Linked DNA regions of Homo sapiens: region 2 is linked to region 1. A link is an interaction called in ENCODE POLR2A ChIA-PET data of the cell type or tissue named here. Cell type or tissue: IMR-90. All regions are shown on one strand. Links, peaks and the distances in the headings refer to the core of each region. The heading gives the core; the rest is flanking DNA. Region 1 has its middle 14 kb from the start of MED18. Region 2 overlaps SESN2 (sestrin 2).

Region 1 (12,648 bases), core at 2,219-10,218:
GAATTGCTTGAACCCGGGAGGCGGAGCTTACAGCGAGCTGAGATCGCGTCACTGCAGTACAGCCTGGGCGACAGAGCAAGACTCCGTCTCAAAAAAAAAAAAAAAGAAGAAGGAAACGGTGTTTCACCATGTTGGTCAGGCTAGTCTCGAACTCCCTACCTCAGCCTCACCAAAGTACTGGGATTACAGGCATGAGCCACCGCACCCGGCCAAAATTTTTTTCTTTTTAAAGCTAGTTTATTGAGTTCCTGTTATGTGTCAGTGCTATCCTAAGTGCTTCAGGTATGTTAAACCCGTTTTGTAAACAGGAGAACTGGTACATATAGATTAATTAACTTTCCCTGAGCTATACAGCTACTGATTGGCAGAGCTGGTATTTAAATATTGACAATTATAATTGCTATTTCTATTTCATCATATGGATTTGCTATAAGTTATCTAATTGAATCCTCTATGATTTTCAGTTTGATCCCATTTTTTTTGCTTTTATAAGCTGTGTAACAATAGAGCTTTTATTTATTTATTTTTTTGAGACAGAGTCTTGCTCTGTCGCCCAGGCTGGAGTGCAATGGCATGATCTCAGCTCACTGCAACCTCCGCCTCCTGGGTTCAGGTGATTTCCAGCTAATTTTTGTATTTTTAGTAGAGAGGGGGTTTCACCATGTTGGCCAGGCTGGTCTCGAACTTCTGAACTCAAGTGATCTGCCTGCCTCAGCCTCCCAAAATGCTGGGATTACAGACATGAGCCACTGTGCCTGGCCTGATATGTACTTGTTACTCTATGTAAATCTAACTCATAACTTCCAACTTGCATATGCTTTCATACTAATAAAAGTATTAGTGTTTAAATAGTGTTTGCTCCATGACAGGTACTTTATTTTTATTATTTATTAATTCATTTATTTTTTGAGACAGAGTCTTGCTCTGTCACCCAGGGTGGAGTGCAGTGGTGCCATCTCGGCTCACTGCAACCTCCTTCTCCCGGGTTCAAGCGATGCCCCTACCTCAGCCTCCTGGATAGCTAGGATTACAGGCATGTGCTACCACGCCCAGCTAATTTTGATTTTTTTTTTTTTTTTTTGAGAGGGAGTTTTGCTCTTGTTGCCAGGCTGGAGTGCAATGATGCAATCGCAGCTCACTGCAACCTCTGCCTCCCGGGTTCAAGCGATTCTCCTGCCTCAGCCTCCCGAGTAGCTGGGATTACAGGCGGCCACCACCATGCCCAGCTAATTTTTGTATTTTTAGTAGAGATGAGGTTTCACCATGTTAGCCAGGATGGTCTTGATCTCCTGACCTTGGGTGATCCACCTGCCTTGGCCTCCCACAGTGCTGGAATTACAGACTTGAGCCATCGCACCCAGCCATGACAGGTACTTTAAATGTTTCAACTCATGTACTTCTCATAACAACTGTATGAGGGTTGTGAGTTGTTATTATTTCCATTTTATAGATGAGGTTATACAGAGAGGTTTCTCAATTTTTTTTTTTTTTTCAGATAGTCTTCTCACTCTGTTGCCTAGACTGGAGCGCAGTGGCACAATCACAGCTCACTGCAGCCTCGACATCCCAGGCTCAGGTGGTCTTCCAACCTCAGCTTCCCAGGTAGCTGGGACTACAGGCATGCACCACCACACCTGGCTAATTATTGCATTTTTTTGTAGAGATAGGGTTTCACCACGTTGCCCAGGCTGGTCTAAAATTTCTGGGCTCAAACAGTCCGCCTGCCTTGGCCTCCCAAAATGGTGGGATTACAGGCATGAGCCACTACAACCAACTTCAAATTTCTTTTTTCTGTTGTCCAAAGTCAGAACTAGTAAGTGGTGGAGCCTGAATTTCAAATCAGGCAGATCATCTCCACAATCTAGACACGTAATCACTGTGTATCCACCATGTTTTATTCATTTAGTCCCTTTATATCATAGAAACCTAGATTGCTGCTGGGTGCGTAGTTCATGCCTATAATCCCAGCACTTTGGGAAGCTCAGGTGAAAGGATTGCCTGAGGCCAGGAATTTGAGACCAGCCTGGACAACATAGTGAGACCCCATCTCTAAAAAAAAAATTTTTTTAAGCTTGGCATGGTGGCACAGGCCTGTAGTCCTAGCCACTTGGGAGGCTGAGGCAGGAAGATCATTTGAGCCCAGGAGGTTGAGGCTGCAGAGCTATTATGGTGTCATTGCACTCCAGCCTCAGGGACAGCGAGACCCTGTATCTATTAAAAACAACAACAACAATAGAAAACAAACCTGGCTGGGCACAGTGGCTCATGTCTGTAATCCCAGCACTTTGGGAGGCCGAGGCAGGCAGATTACCTGTCAGGAGTTTGAGACCAGCCTGGCCAACATGGTGAAACCCCATCTCCACTAAAAATATAAAAATTAGCTGGGCATGGTGGCACACGCCTGTAATCCCAGCTCTTTAGGAGACTGAGGCAGGAGAATTGCTTGAGCCCAGGAGACAGGTTGCAGTGAGCTGAGATTGTGCCACTGCAATCCAGCCTGGCCGATAAAGCGAGACTCTGTCTCAAAAAAAACAAAAACAAAAACAAAAACACCTGAGATTGCCTGCAACTCTTCACTACCATAAAAAATGCTAAAATAAGCAAATTCGTAGATTGTTATAAAAATTCCCCTGGATGACTGGGCGCGGTGGCTCATGCCTGTAATCCCAGCACTTCAGGCGGCCGAGGTGGGTGGATCAACTGAGGTCAGAAGTTCAAGACCAGCCTGGCCACCATGGTGAAACCCTATATCTACTAAAGATGCAAAAAATTGCCGGGCATGTGGCATGCCCCTGTAATCCAAGCTACTCGAGAGGCTGAGGTGGGAGAATTGCTTGAATCTGGGAGGTGGAGGCGGAGGCTGCAGTGAGCTGAGATTGCGCCACTGCACTCCAACCTGGGCAACAGAAAGAGACCTCATCTCAAAAAAAAAAAAAAGACTGGGCTCAGTGGCTCACTCCTGTAATCCCAGCACTTTGGGAGGCCGAGGTGGGCAGATTACCTGAGGTCGGGAGTTCGAGATCAGCCTGACTAACATGGAGAAACCCCGTTTCTGCTAAAAATGCAGTTAGCCAGATGTGGTGGCGCATGCCTGTAATCCCAGCTACTCAGGAGGCTGAAGCAGGAGAATCGCTTGAACCCTGGAGGCAGAGGCTGCGGTGAGCCGAGATCACTCCATTGCACTCCAGCCTGGGTAACAAGAGCAAAACTCTGTCTCAAAAAAAAAAAAGAAAAAAAAATCCCCTGGGCTGTATAGCTATGAGCATGCTCACATTTGCCAACTATTGCAGGTTACTTTTCAGAATGTCTGTAACATTTACTTTCCTATTGCTAGTGAACAAGAACTCATAGCCACATCCTCACCAGTTGGTGTGATGTGGCATGACCCGTCTTTCTAGTTTTTTCCAGTTTGATGGATGTAAAATGGCAGCTCTTGGTTGTTTTGATTTGCTTGTCTCTGGTTATAATTACATTTGAATCTTTTCATTTCTTTCTTTGTATGTAACAGTATATAGACTTTTTTAGTATGTGAAACTAAGGTATCTATATTCTTTGCCCATTTTTTATATTTTATTTTCAATGGTATTGATCTGCAGAACCTTTGTATATTCTAGATATTAATCCTTTGCTTAAAACATTGCAAATATCTTCTCTCAGTCTGTCACCTTTCTGTTAACTTTATCTGTGATGTCATTAATTAAGCAGAGATCCTAAATTTTGACTATATTATGGTTTGGAATCTTGTTCCTTAGTTTTTCTTTTTGAGACAGAGTCTTACTCTTTTGCCCAGGCTGGAGTGAAGTGGTAGGATCTCAGCTCACTGCAACCTCTGCCTCCCGGGTTCAAGCAATTCTCATGCCTCAGCCTCCTGAGTAGCTGGGACTATACGTGCATGCCACCACGCCCAGTTAAATTTTTTTACTTTTAGTAGAGACAGGGTTTTACTATGTTGATCAGGCTGGTCTCGAACTCCTGAGCTCAGGCAATCCTCCCGCCTCAGTCTCCCAAAGTGCTAGGATTAGAGGCATGAGCCACAGCGCCCGGCATAGAATTTTGTGTAGGAAGTCTTCATTTACCCTTAGGGAACAGATTTTCCTTCTTAGCTTTATAGTTTTAACTTTCACATTTAGGTCTTTAATCCATCTGGAGTCTATCTTCTAGGTGGTTTCAAGTAAAAATCCAGCTTTCTTCTCCTTGCAGTGAATTAGTTTTTCTACCACCATCTGAAAAACAATTTTCAGTGCTTTCTGATGCTACCGTTGTTACATATTAGGTTTCCTCGTATATACTTTATTTTTAAGCTCTCCATTCTATTTCATTTTTTATTTCTTTGTTTCAGTGCCCGCAACACAATGTTTTTATTGTTATGGCTTTATAGTAGAGCCATTTCTACCAATAGGGCAGGTACCCTTACCTTTTTGTCCTCTAAAATAGACTTATAGTGTAGTAATATTTCAAAAAATAATAATAAAGAAAAGAAAATAGATCTAGCATCCAGGCATGATGGCTCATGCTTATAATCCTAGTACTTTGGGAGGCCGGGGCAAGAGGATCACTTGAGGCCAGGAATTCAAGACCAGCCTGGGCAACATAGCAAGAACTTATCTCTCCAAAAAAATTTTTTTTGAATTAGCCAGGTGTGATGGCATGCACCTGTGGTTCCAGCTATGTGGGAGGCTGAGGTAGGAGGATCTCTGGAGCTTGGGCGGTTGAGGTTGCAGTGAGCTGTGATGAGATCACTACATTCCAGCCTGGGTGACACATTGAGACCCTGTCTCAACAACAACACAAATATAGACTGGGTTTTCATAGGCCTTTATTCTTTCATATTCATTTTAGAGTAAGTTGTAGATTCTCAACATTACTACTGGAATTTTATTGGAATTTCATTGAATATGTATTGATTAATTTGGAAGAGAACCAACATCTTTTCATGGAACATTTCCTGCCCAGAATTCAGTGTGGCTGGCTTTCTTCACCTTTTAGGTCTCTGCTAAAATGTCAGAGAAGCTTCCCTGACCATCCAGAATTAAGTAGCAAACTCATTCTCTGTCATTCTCTACTCTCTATCCCTTTATCTTTTTTTTTTCTTTTTTATTGAGACAGAGTCTCACTCTCTTGCCCAGGCTGGAGTGCAGTGGCACCATCTGGACTCACTACAACCTCCGCCTCCCGGGTTCAAGCGATTCTCCTGCCTCAGCCCCCCAAGTAGCTGGGATTACAGGCGTGTACTACCATGCCCAGCTAATTTTTATATTTTTAGTAGAGTTGGGGTTTCACTGTGTTGGCCAGGCTGGCCTCGAACTCCTGACCTCAAGCAATCCACTTGTCCCAGCCTCCCAAAGTTCTGGGATTACAGGCATGAGCCACCGCACCCAGCCTCTTTATTTTTTTTCTTTTTTTTTTTTTTTTTTCGAGATGGAGTCTCACTCTGTCACCCACGCTGGAGTGCAGTGGCGCGATCTCGGCTCACTGCAACCTCTGCCTACCGGGTTCACGCCATTCTCCTGCCTCAGCCTCCCGAGTAGCTGGGAGCCTGCCACCATGCCCGGCTAATTTTTTGTATTTTTAGTAGAGGTGGGGTTTCACCTTGTTAGCCAGGATGGTCTCGATCTCCTGACCTTGTGATCCACCCGCCTTGGCCTCCCAAAGTGCTGAGATTACAGGCGTGAGCCACCGTGCCCGGCCTTTTTTTTCATATTACTATCTGACTTTATTATTTTTTATTTTTAATTTTTGTCTTTTGAGATGGAATTTCACTCTTGTTGCCCAGGTTGGAGTGCAATGGCATTATCTTGGCTCACTGCAACCTCCACCTCCCAGGTTCAAGGGATTCTCCTGCCTCAGCCTCCCGAGTAGCTGGGATTACAGGCATGCACCACCATGCCTGGCTAATTTTGTATTTTTAGTAGAGACGGGCTTTCTCCATGTTGGTCAGGCTGGTCTCGAACTCCCAACCTCAAGTGATCTGCTCACCTTGGCCTCTCAAAGTGCTGGGATTACAGGCATGAGCCACCATGCCCGGCCCAATTTTAGTATTATTAGCAAGACTGTATGCTTCCTAAGGAGAGGAGCTGTGTTTTGTAGTATAGCATAATGATTAAGAGCACAAACTTTGGAATCTTAGGTTTAAATCTAAACTCCACTGCATGTATGTTGTTCAAGCTGGGTAAACCTCCGTAAGCCTTAGTTTTCTTGTCTGCAAAATGCATATGATCATAGACTGTTCCTAGAGATTGTTGTAGAGATTAAATGAGATAATCTACTCATTTAGCACAGTGCCTGGGACATAATAATTGATCAATAAATAAATATTTATGCCAGGCACTGTGTTAAATGTTTTATTTAGCAGTGTTCTAAATACTTTTTATTTCTATGAACCCCATAACCCCTACCTAGCTTAGTACTACTCATATAATTGACCTTTCAAATATTTGTTGAGTGAATGAGTGAGTGAACTTGTGAATGCTGACTTGGAGACCAAAAGAATCTTGCCTGTGTAAGCTGGTTTGTCCCAGGTTAACATTCCTCTTCAATGAGGTGGTATGTACGCCATGAGGCTCAGCATCTGTAGTAAGCAGGAGGAAATTGTGGAAAGGGGGTAGCTTTTTGACCATGGCTTTCTCCTTTTTTTTTTTTTTTTTTTTGAGACAGAGTCTCTCTCTGTTGCCCAGGCTGGAGTGCAGTGGCGCAATCTCAGCTGATTGCAACCTCCACCTCCCAGATTCAAGCGATTCTCCTGCCTCAGCCTCCCAAGTAGCTGGGATTACAGGCATGCGCCACCACACCCAGCTAATTTTTTTGTATTTTTAGTAGAGACAGGGTTTCACCATGTTGGCCAGGCTGGTCTCAAACCACTGATCTCAGGTGATCCACCCCCCTCGGCCTCCCAAAGTGCTGGAATTACAGGCGTGAGCCACCATGCCTGGCTTATTTTTTTATTTTATTTTATTTTATTTTATTTTTGAGACAGAGTCTCACTCTGTCACCCAGGCTGGAGAGTAGTGGCACAATCTCGGCTCACTGCAACCTCTGCCTCCCAAGCAATTCTCGTGCCTCAAGCGATTCTCATACCTCAGCTTCCCAAGTAGCTGGGAATGTACCACCATGCTCAGCTAAATATTTTGTATTTTTAGATAAAATTTTTAGACAGGGTTTCGCCTCGTTGGCCAGGCTGGTCTTGAACTCCTGGGCTCAAGCGATCTGCCTGCTTTGGCCTCCCAAAGTGCTAGGATTACAGGTGTGAGCCACTGTGCCTGGCCAGCTGTGGCTTTTTCACTCTGAAGAAGCCATTCACGCTTTAGTACTCTAATTTATTTCTCAGAACTGAAAAAACAAATTTTAAAAAGTTGCTCTAGGTAGCCGGGTGCGGTGGCTCACACCTGTAATCCCAGCACTTTGGGAGGCCAAGGCAGGTGGATCACAAGGTCAGGAGATTGAGACCGTCCTGGCTAACACGGTGAAACCCTGCCTCTAATAAAAATACAAAAAATTAGCCGGGCATGGTTGCAGGTGCCTGTAGTCCCAGCTACTCGGGAAACTGAGGCAGGAGAATGGCGTGAACCCAGGAGGCGGAGCTTGCAGTGAGCCGAGATGGCGCCACTGCACTCCAGCCTGGGCAACAGAGCGAGACTCCGTCACAGAAAAAAAAAAAGTTGCTCTAGGCAAAAATGTTAAAATTTACAACATTTAAGGTCACGGAGAACATGGAGAAAGGAGTACATTTTTGGAGGAAATAAAAATCAATGCCAACTCTTCTTAAGCTCATTTAGCCTAAGAAAATAATTAAGAATTTTCACAAAGGTTTAGTATAAGGATGCTTATCTTAGTGATGTGTGTGATTTAGCAAAAAATGGAAATAATTTTCCATTTTTTATTTATTTATTTTTTTGAGACAGGGTCTCGCTCTGTTGCCCAGGCTAGAATACAGTGGTGCCAACATGGCTCACTGCAGCCTTGACCTCCAGGGCTCAAACAATCCTCCCTCCTCAGACTCCCAAAGTGCTGGGGTTATAGGCGTGCACCACCATGCTTAGCGGAAATAATCTTGATGTCTAATAAAAGGGAATGGAATAATTAAATGAAACTGCACATCCATATAATAAGATACAGCTATACAAAAAGAATTTGTAGAAATGAATTTAATGGAAAAATATCCCAGATAGTTAACTTATTAACTGTGTGGCCTAAGGTAAATTACTTAACTCCTCTGCCTTAGTGTCCTTATCATTAAATGGGATACTAATAGTGCCTTCTTTATAGTGTTATCATGGGGTTTAAATGAGTTATTATATGTAATAACATTTGGGATAGTACCTGGCCTAGAGTAAACATTATATACATATAAATTGTAATTATTGTAAGAAAAGCTTTAAAATAGTATGTTAATATGCTACTTTTTTATAGTACATGTACATAGATATAATGGTATGAAAGTAAATATTTCAAAACGTTAATAAGTGGCTCACACCTGTAATCCCAGCACTTTGGAAGGCCAAGGCAGATGGATCATTTGAGGTCAGGAGTTTGAGACCAGCCTGAGCAACGTAGCAAGACCCTGTCTCTACAAAAAAATACAAAAATTAGGGGGGCATGGTGGTACACACCTGTAATCCCAGCTACTCGGGAGGCTGAGGTGGGAGAATCACCTGGGCTCAGTAGGTTGAGGTTGCAGTGAGCCAAGATGTCGCCACTGCACTCTAGCATGGGTAACAGAGTGAGACTCCATTTCAAACAATAACAACAACAACACACACAAAGAAAACATAAAACAGAGAAAGAGTGTTGCTTTAGTAGGGGAGTAAGGATGTCTGGGATTTTCCACCTTGCCTGTGCCATGCTTGTTAGCCCCTGTGGCCAGTATATGAGTGTGAAGGAGGAGTCAGCCTTCTCCATCTCCTTTGAAAAGTGATCTCCTCTTTTTTCAAATGAGAAAGGATCCCCAGGATGCTTTTAGGCAATGACAGTTTCTTTTTTTTTTTTTTTGAGACGGAGTCTTGCACTGTCACCCAGGCTGGAGTGCAGTGGTGCGATCTCGGCTCACTGCAACCTCTGCCTCCCAGGTTCAAGCGATTCTCCTGCCTCAGCCTCCCAAGTAGCTGGGATTACATGCGCCAGCCACCATGGCCAGCTAATTTTTTGTATTTTTAGTAGAGATGGGGTTTCCCTATGTTGGCCAGGCTGGTCTCGAACTCCTGACCTCAGGAGTTCCCAGCCAACAGTTTCTTGACAGATCAAATATGGGGCCCAAGGATAAAGAACCAACATTTAACTCTAGAGGCAGAGACAGGATGTGAGTCATCACACTGGCCTTTCGTCAAGTTGACTATAATTGTTTCTGTGTTTGTCCTCCGTGGTATGAATATGAACTGACAAGACTAATTTAGAAAAACAAACAAATATATCAGAAGATAAACATTTAAATAAGTAGTTTCCTTCAAAGTATTTATTTTGATAAATGAACACTTTAGCATTGTTCAAGTAATCATTGGATTTTTGGGGTGGGTTGGGGAGATGTCAAACAAATTGATTTCAAAATAGGTTTACGGTACTATTTTAGGTATGGTATTTCTTGAAGAAAAAAAGTATACCCATTACTCTTGCTAGGTTGGCCAGGCTGATCTTGAACCCTGGCCTCAAGTGATCCTCCCACCTCAGCCTTCCAAAATGCTAGGATTATAGGCATAAGCCACCATGCCTGGCCCTAAAATGGGGTTTTTTTTTGTTTTTTTAGATGCAGTTTCGCTTTTGTTGCCCAGGCTGAAGGGCAGTGGCGTGATCTCGGCTCCCTGCAATCTCCACGTCCCGGGTTCAAGTAATTCTCTTGCCTCAGCCTCCTGAGTAGCTTGGATTACAGGTGCCTGCCACCACGCCCAGCTAATTTTTCTGTATTTTTAGTAGAGACCAGGTTTCACCACGTTGGCGAGGCTGGTCTTCAACTCCTACCTCAGGTGATCCGCCCGCTTCGGCCTCCCAAAAAGTGCTGGGATTACAGGCCTGAGCCACCACGCCCAGCCACTTATATTTCTTAGTAATAAAAATCTTGAAACAGAGAAGCATTTGGCCGGGCGCGGTGGCTCACACCTGTAATCCCAGCACTTTGGGAGGCCAAGGTGGGTGGATCACAAGGTCAGGAGTTCAAGACCAGCCTGGCCAAGATGGTGAAACCCCGTCTCTACTAAAAATACAAAAAATTAGCTGGGCATGGTGGCACGTGCCTGTAATCCCAGCTACTCAGGAGGCTGAGGCAGAGAATTGCTTAAACCTGGGGAGCAGAAGTTGCAGTGAGCCGAGATCATGCCACTGCACTCCAGCCTGGGCGACAGAGTGAGACTCCGTCTCAAAAAAAACAAAAACAAAAAAAAAGAGAGAGAAGCAGTTAAATAAATTTTGGCAAACCCATTTGATGGAATATTATGCAGCCATTAAAATTATTATTATTTTAACTGAGTATCTCAGCCTTAAAATGTATTTTGTTTTTTTCTCCTCCTTTCCTTCTTAATCTTTTTTTTTTTTTTTTTTTGAGACCGCATTTCGATCTTGTTGCCCAGGCTAGAGTGCAATAGCGTGATCTCTGCTCACTGCAACCTGTGCCTCCCAGGTTCAAGTGATTCTCCTGCCTTAGCCTCCCGAGTAACTGGGATTACAGGCAGCCACTACCATGCCTGGTTAATTTTTGTATTTTTAGTAGTGACGGGGTTTCACCATGTTGGCCATGCTCGTCTCAAACTCCTGACCTCAGGTGATCCACCCACCTCGGCCTCCCAAAGTGCTGGGATTATAGGTATGAGCCACTGCACCTGGCCTTCCTTCTTAATTTTAAGATGTAGCCTTGAAACCTATTTTAGAATTATCTTCCCTCCCTTTCCCACCTGACACTTTGTTGTACCATGCACACCTATCTGAGTATATGTTCATTTAGAAATTCCAGGGGCTGACCGGGTGCAGTGGCTCATGCCTGTAATCCCAGCACTTTGGGAGGCCAAGGTGGGTGGATCACAAGGTCAGGAGTTCAAGACCAGCCTGACCAACATGGTGAAACCCTGTCTCTACTAAAAATACAAAAATTAGCCAGGCGTGGTGGTGGCGGGCACCTGTAATCCCAGCTACTCATGAGGTTGAGGCAGGAGAATCGCTTGAACCCAGGAGGCAGAGGTTACAGTGAGCTGAGATCATGCCACTGCACTCCAGCCTGGGCAACAGAGCGAGACTCCATCTCAAAAAAAAAAAAAAAAAGAAAAAAGTTCATTCCAGGGGCTGATCTTGAAACTAACCAGGCATGGAGACCCAGCGCTGAATTCTTCCCCATGAGATTACCTCAGTGAGGTTAATCAACAGTCCCGCTGCAGCTGAAATGGGGCCAGCCAGCCAGCACTCCAGGTGGACAATAACTCAACATAGTCATTGGAAAGACACATACAAGCCTGTACCCTGCATCACTCCTGCATGCTTCCCATAGCAGTTTCCATTTTTAAACAACTCCACTTAGCCCCCAAATTGGAGATGCTTTCTTTGTGACTTGAGCCCAGCCATCTCCTCAACTTCTAGAATTTAAATTAAAGCTGCAGGCCAGGCGCCTTGGCTCACACCTGTAATCTTAGCACTTTGGGAGGCCGAGGAGGGCGGATCACTTCAGGTCAGGAGTTCAAGACCAGCCTGGCCAGCACAGTGAAACCCAGTCTCTACTAAAAATACAAAAATTAGCCAGAAATCGCTTGAACCCGGGAGGTGGAGGTTGCAGTGAGCCACGATGGTGCCACTGCACTCCAGCCCGGGCAACAGAGTGAGACTTTGTCTCACTCTTAAATAAATAAGTAAATTAATTAATTAAAGCTGCAGGCCAGGCACGGTGGTTCACACCTGTGATCCCAGCACTTTGGGAGGCTAAGTTAGGAGGATAGCTTCAGCCCAGGAATTCAAGGCCAGCAACATAGCAAGGCCCCATCTGTACAAAAAAAAAAAGGCCAGATGTGGTGGCTCATGTCTATAATCCCAGCATTTTGAAAGGCTGAGGTGAGTGGATTGCTTGAGCCCAGGAGTTTGAGACCAGCCTGGGCAACATAGCAAAACCCTGTCTCTACCCAAAAATTACAAAAAATAGCCAGGCATGGTGGTATGTGCCTGTAGTCCCAGCTACTTGGGAGGCTGAGGTAGGAGGATCTCTTGAGCCTAGGAAGAGGTTGCAGTGAGCCGAGATCATGCCACTGCACTCCAGCCTGGACAACAGTGAGACCCTGTCTCAAAAATAAAACAATAATAAAAAAATTTAGAAGGAATCAATATATCCTACAGTAATGATAGGAAACAATTTACATAGCGAAAACCATGCAACTATTTAAAGTGTTATTGTAGAAAAACTTAATGTATCATGCATATAATCCCAGCTACTTGGGAGGCTGAGGCAAGAGGATCACTTGAGCCCAAGGAGTTCAAAACCAGCCTGGGCAACATAGTGACACATGTGTCTACTAGAAAGAGATACAAAAATGGTTAATAGGTAGTGGGATTATGCATAATTTAATTTTTGTTCATATCGCTTTTTTATAAGTTTTGTTTCTTTTTTTTTTTTTGAGACAGAGTTTTGCTCTTGTTGCCCAGGCTGGAGTGCAATGGCACGATCTCGGCTCCCCGCAACCTCCGCCTCCCAGG
Region 2 (12,648 bases), core at 2,898-10,897, 71 kb before region 1:
GAAGTTTAGAGAATGGGGAATCATTTCTGCACTTGCAGAAACCTGGGTTGTATCCCAGCCCTGCTACTGCCTTCCTGCCTGAGTAGCCAGAAGTGAGTTGACCTCTCTGAGCCTTGTTCCTCATCTGTAAAATGGAAGCCCTAGTAGTAGCTTCTGCCCTAAAGTCCAGGTAGTGCATGTGAAATTAATGCTTAGCCAGTGGTAACCAGCCTTGTTATGCACCATTGTTATTACTGACTCCCCAGTCCAGGGAATTGGGCAGGGAGGGCTGACTTGGAGGGGTCATTTCTTGGCAGTGGTATGCTGCCCTGCCTGCTTCCTCTGTCAGGATCGGGGAAGCATTCAGGGTATTGGAGCCATGGATTCAAATCTACTTGGTTTTGCCTTCAGGGCTTTATACTCGCGTTCCCTCTGGCTGGAATGCTGGTCCCCCTAGTTTTTGGGGTGTGTGTTTGTTTGTTTTGAGACGGAGTTTCACTCTTGTTGCCCAGGCTGGAGTGCAATGGTGCGATCTCAGCTCACCACAACCTCCACCTCCTGGGTTCAAGCAATTCTCCTGCCTCAGCCCCCCGAGTAGCTGGGACTACAGGCATGCACCACCATGCCTGGCTAATTTTTTGTATTTTTAGTAGAGACGGGGTTTCTCCATGTTGGTCAGGCTGGTCTCGAACTCCCAACCTCTGGTGATCCGCCTGCCTCGGCCTCTCAAAGTGCTGGGATTTCAGGCGTGAGCCACTGCGCCCGGCCTGTTTGTTTTTTAAGAGAGGGTGTCCTGCTGTGTTGTCCAGACTGTTCTCAAATTCCTAGCCTCAGGTGATCCTCCACCACCAAGCCTTCCAAAGTACCGGGGTTACAGGTGTGAACCACCCCACTTAGGCCCCCTAGATCTTTACAGGCCTTGCTGTCTTCTCATCATTTAGATAACAGCTCAAAGACCACCTCCTCAATGGCTTCTCCTGTCTACTTACACTAAAATATTGCACACTCTCCCTCCCCATCATACAGTTACTGTTTATTTCACTCACTTTATAGAATCTGTGCTTTGAAATCCTGTTTATCAGATTCTGAATTATATGAAGGCCAAGGGCTTTGTCTTTTCACTGCTGTATTCTTGCTGCTTGCAATATAGCCATCAAAAATATTTGTTGAGTGAACAAATTAATTCTGTTTCCACCTAGAAAGCACTTAGCATAGTGCCTTATACTTGAGAAAGTGATCAATAAATGGTGTAAACAATGGTCCTCACCCTGGCTGTTATGCTGGGGCCCCACCCCAGATAACTAAATTAGAATTGCGGGAGGTGGGACCTTGGCATTGTTATTTTTGTAAAGCTTCTCAAAGGATTCTAATGTACCGCTTGGGTTGAGAAGCCCTTGTTTGATACAGCAAGGAGGTTAATGATACCTGACTTTTTATTAAGTGCTTATTGTTATGGAGGTATTGAGGTAAGCTACACAGTGTTATCTCATGAAATCCTCATCACTGGCCAGTGGAAGTAGTTACTGCTATCCCCATTATTTGGTAAAGAAACTGAGGCTCATAAAGCTAAGGGATAGCAGGTGGTGGAGCTGTCATTTGAGCTCATGCAATTTGTGTCAAGAGCCCCATCTTTTTTTTTTTTTTTTTTTTTGAGACAGGGTCTTGCCCTGTTGCTCAGGCTGGAATGCCGTGGTGCGATCATAGCTTGCTGTAACCTCAAACTCCTGGGCTCAGGCAGTCCTCCTGCCTCAGCCTCCTGAGTAGCTGGGACTACAGGTTGTGTGCTACCATGCCCAGCTAATTTACTGTTTGTGGAGACAGGGGTCTCACTGTGTTGCCCAGGCTGGTCTCGAATTCCTGGCCTCAAGCGATCCTCTTGCCTCAGTGTCCCAACGTGCTGGGATGAGCTGCTGCGCCAGCCAAGGGCCCCTATCTTTTAACTGCATTGTATATTGTTGTTGTTGTTGTTATTGCTGAAAGTGTTGATGGATCCAGACCGATGACTTAGAGCTCCTTCTTTTGACAATTCCTGGGTCAGATTTTGGAGTGAGTTGGGATTCCCAAGGCTATTCCTATCCTTCCCTAGCACCCCTGATGGGCCGTCTCTGCCTCCCCCAGTTTTGCTCCACCCTACCCTGCTGTGGCTTGCTATTCTGTCCTCAGGTCCCCTGAGGTGGAGGCCCAGTTTGTGGAGTCAGCAATCCTTATCTCCTATACAGAGCTGTTGGGCTTTTTCTTTGGTGAGGGGGAGGGAAGCTCCAAAGGGGAGTGCTCAGGGATTGTGTTGGTTACTACGCTGAACTTGGACCAGCCTGGCCCGGAAGTTCCCAGAAGTGTGGGCTGAAGGGGGCCTGCACGGTCAGCTCAACTCCCTTTTTGAAGGTAGCTGGGCTACTTTACCTACCAGTTTAGTAGGTAAAGAGAGTTTAGGCCTTTAACTTTCCCAGAGCCACATAGCAAGTTAGTTGCAGAATTGGTACCTATTCCAGAGACTTTGTAGTCTTCTGGAGTCCCAGAGCTCTGCCTCCTCAGTGGGCTTTTGGCCATCTGAGAAGGAAGGTTCAATTATAGTTTTTGGTTCCCGGATACCTGAGGGCTGGTACTAAGTCTGGATCTTAATGGGAAGGGGAGAACTGGGCGCCTCCTATCCCTGTCCAGTGAGAGCATGGCTCTGATTTGGGTAAACTGTAAACAAGACCAGTGCTGAGAGCCACCTCCACTCTCAGATTAACAAAATAAATTAATAAGTAGAGCATCCTTCCTGAACCCCATCTCTAGGACTAGGAGAAGCAGATGTAGTGAGTACCTGATATTAGTGGTTTCTAAAGAGGCTGCAGCATATAACAGGTCAAAACAGTTGCTCCCATCAGCCTTGTACACCCTGCTCAGATTCCCTCCGTGCCTTTCTGCTTTCTCTGTCTTCATTCACAGACTAGTATGAATGACCTGGCGCTGCTCTCCACTAAATGTGATCTGGTGTCAGGGAAACAAAACAGACAATTTGATGACAGTGTTTTTAGAAGCAAAAGCCCTGGGAATTTTGGGGTCATAGGTGAGGGCCAGAAAAAGGTTCCTAGACTATTGTGGTTTAGCTTTGCAAAAGGAGTGACCACTGGGACTGGGCCAGTTGTATCTGGAAGCCCATGGGAGGGGGAGGTAGGGTTTTAAGCCAGTTGATCGGATTTATATTCAGAAAGTTAATGTGGCTACTGGGTAGAGGATGGATAGGAGAGGCCAGGGCTAAGGAGGCCGGGGGACAACTGGCGAGGTTGTGAGTAGTGGTCCAGACAAGAGGGGGTGGTAGTTAATGAGGTGGTGGTGGTGGGAGGACAGATAAGCAGCCAGGCATGGTGACTCCCATCTGTAATCCCAGTGCTTTGGGAGGCCAAGGCAGGAGGATCCATTGAGCCCAGCAGTTTGAGGCTATAGTGAGCTATGACTGCACCACTAAAGAAGAGGCCAGGCGTGGTGGCTCATTCCAGTAATCCCAGCACTTTGGGAGGCTGAGGTGGGCGGATCACCTGAGGTTGGGGATTCGAGACCAGCCTGGCCAACATGGAGAAACCCAGTTTCTACTAAAAATATAAAATTAGGTGAGCGTGGTTGTGCATGCCTGTAATCCCAGCTACTCGGGAGGCTGAGGCAGGAGAATCGCTTGAACCCAGGAGGCAGAGGTTGCAATGAGCTGAGATCGCACCATTGCACTCCAGCCTGGGCAACAAGAGCGATACTCCGTCTCAAAAAAAAAAAGAAGCAAAAGAAGGAAGGAGAAGGAAGGAAGGAAGGAAGAAGGAGGAGGAGGAGGAAGAAAGGAAGGAAGGAAGGAACGAACGAACATGTGAGAGAAATTGAAGCTGCTTCTGAAGCATCTGGGGTACTTGGTTACCTGGCTTCAGGGTGCAAACTGTGGTGTGTTCTTGTATAAGTTCTCTGGGACCACTAAGAAGGTGGCCTCCTGGAGATGTGCAGCATGATGGCTATATAGTTCCTTTTCCAGGACCCTCCCATCCCGCAATGCTGGGATTCTTGGGTCCCAACCCAGTTCCTGAAGAACTCAGCCTGGAGTGAGCCCTCTTTCTTGATTACCCTTCCAAACATGTGTATATCTCCCATCTGGCTCCACCATCCAAAGTATGCTAGAAAGGTGGGTTTAACACTTCAGTGTAGCCCCTTGGATAGGAGGAAGAGGCTGGATAGGTAATAATCCTCTTTATTCTCCCTTCTACTACGGACTAACCTCATATGTTTCCTCCCAGGAGCAGAGGGAGAGCCGGGCTCGGCGAGGCCCTCGAGGGCCCAGCGCCTTCATCCCCGTGGAGGAGGTAAGCTTGGAAGGGGTTAGGGATCTTTGGTCCCTGGGAAGAAAGGACATGGCATATTGGTAGGCAGGCATCTTTTCCTGTTCTTTAAATTGCAGCTTTTAAGCTATTCCTTTCTGATTTCTGATTCATTTAATTCACAAAACGGCTTTGTGAAGCAGGCACTGTCAACTCCATTTTACTGGGAAGAAACAGGCTCAAAGAAATCAAGTGCTAATAGCCAGGTAGTGGCCAAACTTTTTTTTTTTTTCATGCTCAAACTTTTGATTCCTAGATCAGTGCCTGCTTTCCCTTAAGAAGATAGAACTATCTATCTCATCCATGACCATACATATATTACACGCTCTTTTCTGTTTTAAAAGTAATATATGTTTATTATTTTAAAAATTTCCATTGTTTCAGAAAGCTCTGATCTCCTGTATCCTCCTGCACCCTGCAGAGATCATCACTGTTAACCATTTGCCACTGTTTACTGTGCTTTTTTCAAGCCAATACTTACTTTCAGTACAGAACCAAGGTCATAGTTTACAACGTGTTTTTTTGTTTTGTTTTTCACTTAATACAAGAAAGACATCTTTCATCTACTGAGTCAGTTCATTCATTCATTTACTTAACATATCTATTAAATGATTAATCTATGTCAGGCACTGTTCTGGTTGCTTGGGATATAGTAGTGAACAAGACAGACAAAAATATTTGCCATTATGGAGCTTACATTCTAGTGTGTTGGGATAGTGGAGTTACCTTCAAAACATGCAGAAAAATGTAAAACTAGTTTCCTCATTTTATTTGGCCATCAGTGAACAAGGACAAATTTTTTGTTTTGCCGGCCGCAGTGGCTCACGCCTGTAATCCCAACACTTTGGGAGGCCGAGGCGGGCGGATCACGAGGTCAGGAGATCGAGACCATCCTGGCTAACACGGTGAAGCACCGTCTCTACTAAAAATACAAAAAATTAGCCAGGCGTGGTGGCGGGCGCCTGTAATCCCAGCTACTCTGGAGGCTGAGGCAGGAGAATGGCATGAACCCGGGAGGCGGAGCTTGCAGTGAGCCGAGATCGCGCCACTGCACTCCAGCTTGCGTGACAGAGTGAGACTCCGTCTCAAAAAAAAAAAAAAAAATTTGTTTCCTCTCTTTGCTTTTCCTAAATGTGTAGGGCGAGTGGTTAAGGAGCTAACAAACATTTACCCTCCTTCTAAACCCCTTGTTCCTCTACTCCTTTGTAAATATAAGGCGAACAACCACTTGCCGATTATTTATGTCTGTGACCCAGAATTCTAAGCTCAAGTATTGCTCTTGTCTTTTATTTTTTCATTTATAAGTGACCACCTTTTTTTTTTTTGAAACGAAGTTTTGTTCTTGTTGCCCAGGCTGGAGTGCAATGGCACGATCTTGGCTCACCGCAACCTCTGCCTCCCAGGTTCAAGCAATTCTCCTGCCTCAAGCCTCCCGAGTAGCTGGGATTACAGGCATGAGCCACCACGCCCAGCTAATTTTGTATTAGCAGAGATGGGGTTTCTCCATGTTGGTCAGGCTGGTCTCAAACTCCGGACCTTAGGTGATCTGCCCATCTCTGCCTCCCAATGTGCTGGGATTACAGATGTGAGCCACCGTGCCCAGCCCACTCTTTTATAATAAAGAGAAGAAACAGGCAGCCAGGCACAGTAGCTCATGCCTGTAATCCCAGCACTTTGGGAGGCCAAGGTTTGGGGATCACTTGAGCCCAGGAGTTCGAGACCAGCCTGGACAACATAGTGGGACCCCGTCTGTATTAAAAAAAAAAGTTAAAAAGAAATAGGCTTTGGAGTTCATCTGGATTTGAATCTGCTTCTGTTATTTATCAGATCTGTGACTTTGAGCAAGGAAGAAAACTTCCTGGTTTCCTCATCTGGCAAAGTGGGGGAAATAATAGTATTCACCTCACAGGCTTATTGGCTAGATCCCATGAAATCACGCGGAGAAAACTGTAAGCTCAGGGATGGCATGGAGACAGCACTCAGGAAATGTGAACTATTTTGCACCCGCCCCCATGGTTATATGCATTTGCAGTGTTAGAATAGACACTCCATGAAGGGAGGAGAAACTGTACTTTTACTCTCTGTGCCTGATTTTTCCTACCTAAAAGTGGAGAAACAGAACTCCAGTTTTATAGTTGTTGTGAGAGTTAAATAAGTTAAAATATGCATTCTTGAACAGTGCTTGGCACATAGCATTGTATGTGTAAGTACTGGCCATTATTATATAAGGTACCTAATAAGTATTTATTGAATCACTTATTAAAATATGTGATCCTCCCCATTCTTTCTTTTTGGACACGGTGGTGGTTTTTAGTTTCTTGCCATTAAAAACCCACTGGAAGAATACATTGGTCTCTTTGATGAGTGGGGCAGGAGGGAAACCCATGCTCTCCTCCCCTTTGGTTGGCAGGTCCTTCGGGAGGGGGCTGAGAGCCTCGAGCAGCACCTGGGGCTGGAGGCACTGATGTCCTCTGGGCGAGTAGACAACCTGGCAGTGGTGATGGGCCTGCACCCTGACTACTTTACCAGCTTCTGGCGCCTGCACTACCTGCTGCTGCACACGGATGGTCCCTTGGCCAGCTCCTGGCGCCACTACATTGCCATCATGGTGAGCCTCTCTGGGCCTGACACTTGGAGAGGTGGCTTTGTGGTGGGTTCTGTCCTTTGATCTCTTTTCTGGGAGCTTTGTGAGCTGATTCCATAGACAAGCAGGGAAAGCCCTGGCTTTATCTAACTGTAGAGTTTTGGGTTTTTTGTTTTTATTTTTTCTCAGAAGGAAAATTTTAGGTTTTGAAGAAAGGCATCGTTAGTGCTTGTGTTAGGTACAGATTGGCAAACTGAGGTGCAAAAAGGAATCAGGTGGCCTGCAAGCTGGTGGCAGAGCTGGGGTTACTTAGAACTTAGATTTCCTGCCTCTTGGGGAACAGTGAGCCCTACAACCTCTCCCCTGATGGGGTACCCACCCTGAGCCAGGCACAAAAGGAGGAGGGTGACTCAGGCTGTGTCCACTACCTCCGCAGGCTGCCGCCCGCCATCAGTGTTCTTACCTGGTAGGCTCCCACATGGCCGAGTTTCTGCAGACTGGTGGTGACCCTGAGTGGCTGCTGGGCCTCCACCGGGCCCCCGAGAAGCTGCGCAAACTCAGCGAGATCAACAAGTTGCTGGCGCATCGGCCATGGCTCATCACCAAGGAACACATCCAGGTGCAGGGGGCAGAGAGGCGGGTGTCTGAGGGAGCACAGAGGCCTGGCTGGTGCCTGGTGGGTAACCCAGGGCAGGCACTGAGCAGCTCTGACCTCCCCCCTTGTCCCTTCCAGGCCTTGCTGAAGACCGGCGAGCACACTTGGTCCCTGGCCGAGCTCATTCAGGCTCTGGTCCTGCTCACCCACTGCCACTCGCTCTCCTCCTTCGTGTTTGGCTGTGGCATCCTCCCTGAGGGGGATGCAGATGGCAGCCCTGCCCCCCAGGCACCTACACCCCCTAGTGAACAGAGCAGCCCCCCAAGCAGGGACCCGTTGAACAACTCTGGGGTAAGTCACGGGCCTGGGTCTTGATCGGGGAGGAAGCGGGCATGACCTCTGGTCCTTAGGTAGAAGCTACTGCTTCCCAATCTCGTATCTGCACTACCTGCTGCTATGAGAGACCATAGAAAAGTTATTTGACTTTGAAGCTTAGTTTCCTCATCTGTGAAATGGGGAGATAAAGACCCTCTACTCACACTGGGCTGTGAGGGTTAAATGAAATACCATGTGACTGACACTGTGTATATGCCATAGGCTCAAAGCCTGTTGGTTTTAGCACTTTAAAACTACAAAGTTTACCTTTTACTCTGTAATGTGGCCTTGTATGTTTCAATACAAAAATACAGATACTTTAAAAATTCCTGCTCAGGGAAGATGTGTCTATTCTGTAGCTTTGTAAACGTCACTTTAGGAAGCACAGACCCCATGTGCTGTCCAGCACAGTGGCTGGCACAGAGGATGCCCTGGGCCTTTGTGAGCATTAGGAAGGCCTGGCCTCTGGGAAGGATGAGTGGAGCTTCCCAGAGGCTGAAGGAGGAGGAGTAGCTGGTCACCACGGGGCCTCTCCTGCAGGGCTTTGAGTCTGCCCGCGACGTGGAGGCGCTGATGGAGCGCATGCAGCAGCTGCAGGAGAGCCTGCTGCGGGATGAGGGGACGTCCCAGGAGGAGATGGAGAGCCGCTTTGAGCTGGAGAAGTCAGAGAGCCTGCTGGTGACCCCCTCAGGTACAGGGTCACAGGCATCCAGGCTCCCGTGGCTGCTCCTTCTTAGGCTATCTCTGGTGAGGAGGAGCCACCTCCTGCATTCCAGAGGCAGCCACTTCTCAACCTCCCGTCCAAGAGGTTCTGAGCATGGGCCTTGGGCTCAGACCTGGCTTTGAATCCTGGGCTGCTAGCCTTTCCGGCTGTGCGACCACTGACGAGTCACTTCCTAGCTCAGGGCTTCAGGATTGCTGTGTAGGGTTAGTGGGGCAGTAGAAGCAAAGATCTTAGCGCAGAGCCTGGCCCAGGGGGAACCGCTCCATAAATAACTGCCACTATTGTTGTTACCAGGGGCCTCGCTTCATGGGTCCATGGGCCTGATCCACCCCCTCCCCAAGGCCTGGCTCCAGCTGAAATCTTGCCCCACTCACTATAGCAAGGGGCTTTTTTTGGCCCTCTATTCTGCCTTCCCCTCCCCCTTTTGGTGATTAATCAGGAATGGACCCCTGCATGCCCCATGCCTCAGCCTCACTGTGACCTCTTTCTGGTCCTCAGCTGACATCCTGGAGCCCTCTCCACACCCAGACATGCTGTGCTTTGTGGAAGACCCTACTTTCGGATATGAGGACTTCACTCGGAGAGGGGCTCAGGCACCCCCTACCTTCCGGGCCCAGGTAGGGCTCTCTCTACTAGTCTTGGCCATTGCTCCACATTTACGAACAAGCAGTGGGTGGATAGTTTGAGTAGTTACAGAGTTAGGTACCCAGCTGGGCATGGTAGCTCACACCTGTAATCCCAGCACTTTGGGAAGCCAAGGTGGGAGGATTGCTTGAGCCCAGGAGCTTGAGACTAGCCTGGGCAACATGGCGAAACCCTGTCTCTACAAAAACATTTAAAAAATTAACTGGAAGGTGGCGCATGCCTGTAGTCCCAGCTACTTGAATGGCTGAGGTGGGAGGATCACTTGAGCTGGGAGATCAAGGCTGCAGTGAGCTGTGATCGCGCTACTGCGCTCCAGCCTGGGTGACAGCAAGATCCTGTCTCAAAAAAAAAAAAACAGAGTTGGGTACGTTATTTCCCTCAAGATTCCACGAGGGCAGTGGGGTCCCTGTGAATCCTTAAGGGACCCATCTATACCCTAAGCTCAGGGGTTGCTGATCATAAGGAGAAGGTCATCACCAAAGTATACCTTCCTTGACCTCTCAGGCCCAGAGCAAGCAGCACGTTAGGTTTATGGCACCAGGAAGGAGAATCATGGAGATCCCAGGTCCAGAGGATGGGGGTCTCTCTGGCTGGTCTTGGGCTCCAAAGACTCACCAATCCCTTCCCACCTACCTAAGGATTATACCTGGGAAGACCATGGCTACTCGCTGATCCAGCGGCTTTACCCTGAGGGTGGGCAGCTGCTGGATGAGAAGTTCCAGGCAGCCTATAGCCTCACCTACAATACCATCGCCATGCACAGTGGTGTGGACACCTCCGTGCTCCGCAGGGCCATCTGGAACTATATCCACTGCGTCTTTGGCATCAGGTGAGCTCATATCCCTTCATTTGGGGCATGTGTGCACTGTAAGTCTTCACTCTGGGTTCACAGTTGTTTCCATTTTCTTTTTGTTTTTTTCTTTTCCTTTCTTCTTGCCTATACTGTTTTTCAAAGCAAATTGTGATTTTAAAAGATGACAGTACTCATTGTTTGAACGTTGTAAATGAAACTCTTTAATTGCACTCCCAGAGATAATTATTGTTTGATATTTATGTACATATATATACACACACACACATACTCACACATATATACACATATACATGCATACACACACACACACACACACACTATATATATATGTAGAGAGAGTTATGTTTGTATTTCCATTCTGAGTAGTAATTCTCCCATAATAAATAAGGACAACATAAATGCTCAGTAGGGGACTTTAAATAATGATACGTCTATTCAGTGAAATACTATGCAGCTGTTAAAAATTACAATAGGCTGGGCGCAGTGGCTCATGCCTGTAATCCCAGCACTTTGGGAGGCCGAGGCGGGCGGATCATGAGGTTAGGAGTTCGAGACCAGCCTGACCAACATGGTGAAACCCCGTTCTACTAAAAATAAAAAAATTAGCTGGGTGTGGTGGTAGACATTTGTAATCCCAGCTACTCAAGAGGCTGAGGCAGGAGAATCGCTTGAACCGGGGAGGCGGAGGCTGAAGTGAGCTGGGATCGTGCCACTGCACTCCAGCCTGGGTGACAGAGCAAGACTCTGTCTCAAAAAAAAAATTACAATAGAGGCCAGGCGCGGTGGCTCATGCCTGTAATCCCAGCACTTTGGGATGGCAATGTGAAAAGATTGCTTGAGACCAGGAGTTCAAGACGAGCTTGGGCAACATAGTGAGACCCCCATCTCTACAAAAAATTAAAAAATTTGCCTGTGTGGTGGCATCACTGGAGTCCAGGAGTTCGAGACCAACCTGAGCTACATGGTGAAACCCCATATCTATGAAAAATAACAAAAATTAGCCAGGCATGGTGGCTGACGCCTGTAGTTCCAGCTACTTAGGAAGCTGAGGCAGGAGGATCCCTTGAGCCTGGGAGGCAGAGGTTGCAGTGAGCTGAGATCATACCACTGTGCTCCAGCCTGGGCAACAGAGCAAGACGCTATCTCAAAATAAATAAATAAAATTGAAAAATACAGATAACAAAAAAGAAAATAAAGGCTGGGTGCAGTGGCTCACACCTGCAATCCCAGCACTTTGGGAGGCTGAAGCAGGAGGATTACATGAGGCCAGGAGTTTGTGCCTCAGCCTGGACAACATAATTAAGACCCATCTCTACAAAAAAATAAAAATTAGCTGAGTGTGGTGGTGCATGCCTATAGTCCCAGGTATTCTAGAGGCTGAGACAGGAGGATCACTTGTGCCCAAGAGCTCAAGGCTATAGTGAGCCATGAATGCACCACTGCACTCCAGCCTGGGCCACACAGCGAGACCCTTCACTAAAAAAATACAAAATAAAATTTAAAAAAAATTATCCATTATACTATCTGCTGTTATTATTATCAGTTATCTCCTTCCTGTCTTTTTCTTTCCTTTTTTTTTTTTTTTTTTTTTTTTTTGAGACAGAGTTTCAATCTTGTTGCCTAGGCTGGAGTGCAATGGGGTGATCTCAGCTCACTGCAACCTCCGCCTCCCGGATTCGAGGGATTCTCCCGCCTCAGCCGTCCGAATAGCTGGGATTACCAGCATGTGCCACCACGCCCAGCTAATTTTGTATTTTTAGTAGAGATGAGATTTCTCCATGTTGGCCAGGCTGGTCTCAAACTTCTCACCTCAGGTGATCTGCCCGCCTCAGCCTCCCAAAGTGCTGGGGTTACAGGCATGAGACACTGCGCCCAGCCTTTTTTTTTTTTTTTTTTTAATTTATTTATTTATTTCTTTATTTTTGAGACGGAGTCTCGCTCTGTTGCCCAGGCTGGAGTGCAGTGGCTCAATCTCTGCTCACTGCAACCTCCGCCTCCCAGGTTCAAGCAATTCTCCCTGCCTCAGCCTCCTGAGTACCTGGGATTACAGGCACATGCCACCATGCCCAGGTAGTTTTTTGTATTTTTAGCAGAGATGGGGTTTCAGCCTGGTAGCCAGGATGGTCTTGATCTCCTGACCTCATGATCCGCCCACCTTGGCCTCCCAAAGAGCTGGGATCACAGGCGTGAGCCACTGCGCCTGGCTTTTTTTTTTTTTTTGAGACAGAGTCTTGCTCTGTCACCCAGGCTGGAGTAGAGTGGAGTGATCTCAGCTCACTGCAACCTCCAGCTCCTGAGCTCAGGTGATCCTTCTGCCTGATCCTTCTGCCTCATCCTTCTTAGTAGCTGGAACTATAGGTGGGTGCCACCATGCCCAGCTAATTTTTGCATTTTTAGTAGAGATGGTGTTTCACCATGTTGGACAGGCTGGTCTGGAACTCCTCACCTCAAGCTATCCGCTCGCCTCAGCCTCCCAAAGTGTTGGGATTATAGGCGGGAGCCACCACACCTGGCACCTTTCTTTTTTTCTATGCACAAGTAACCAAAGCATATATAATTTACAAAAACAAGATCAGTTGCCATTTCCTTACCTAT

Evidence for each region. ChIA-PET counts read pairs that join two places held together with the same protein. Peaks named below come from ENCODE experiments on the same cell type or tissue, not always from the same donor. Only the 100,000 strongest peaks of a DNase experiment are listed, where the experiment ranks them.
Region 2: POLR2A ChIA-PET joins it to region 1 with 14 read pairs; 13 of 35 experiments call an interaction of 5 or more read pairs at or near these places.

The regions. Positions count from the first base shown.
Region 1 is chr1:28,337,087-28,349,734 of GRCh38, forward strand. No RefSeq gene overlaps it. Among named protein-coding and RNA genes, the nearest start is that of MED18, 14 kb to the left of the region's middle. In IMR-90, for the core only: no CTCF peak of the experiment used is centred there; DNase peaks (open chromatin) are centred at 6,515 and 9,295; H3K27ac peaks cover 256 bases.
Region 2 is chr1:28,264,948-28,277,595 of GRCh38, forward strand. SESN2 (sestrin 2) reads left to right here. Exons shown (of 10, transcript NM_031459.5): 2 at 4,236-4,301; 3 at 6,727-6,924; 4 at 7,337-7,519; 5 at 7,634-7,846; 6 at 8,411-8,561; 7 at 9,093-9,211; 8 at 9,878-10,068. Among named protein-coding and RNA genes, the nearest start is that of SESN2, 12 kb to the left of the region's middle. In IMR-90, for the core only: no CTCF peak of the experiment used is centred there; no DNase peak of the experiment used is centred there.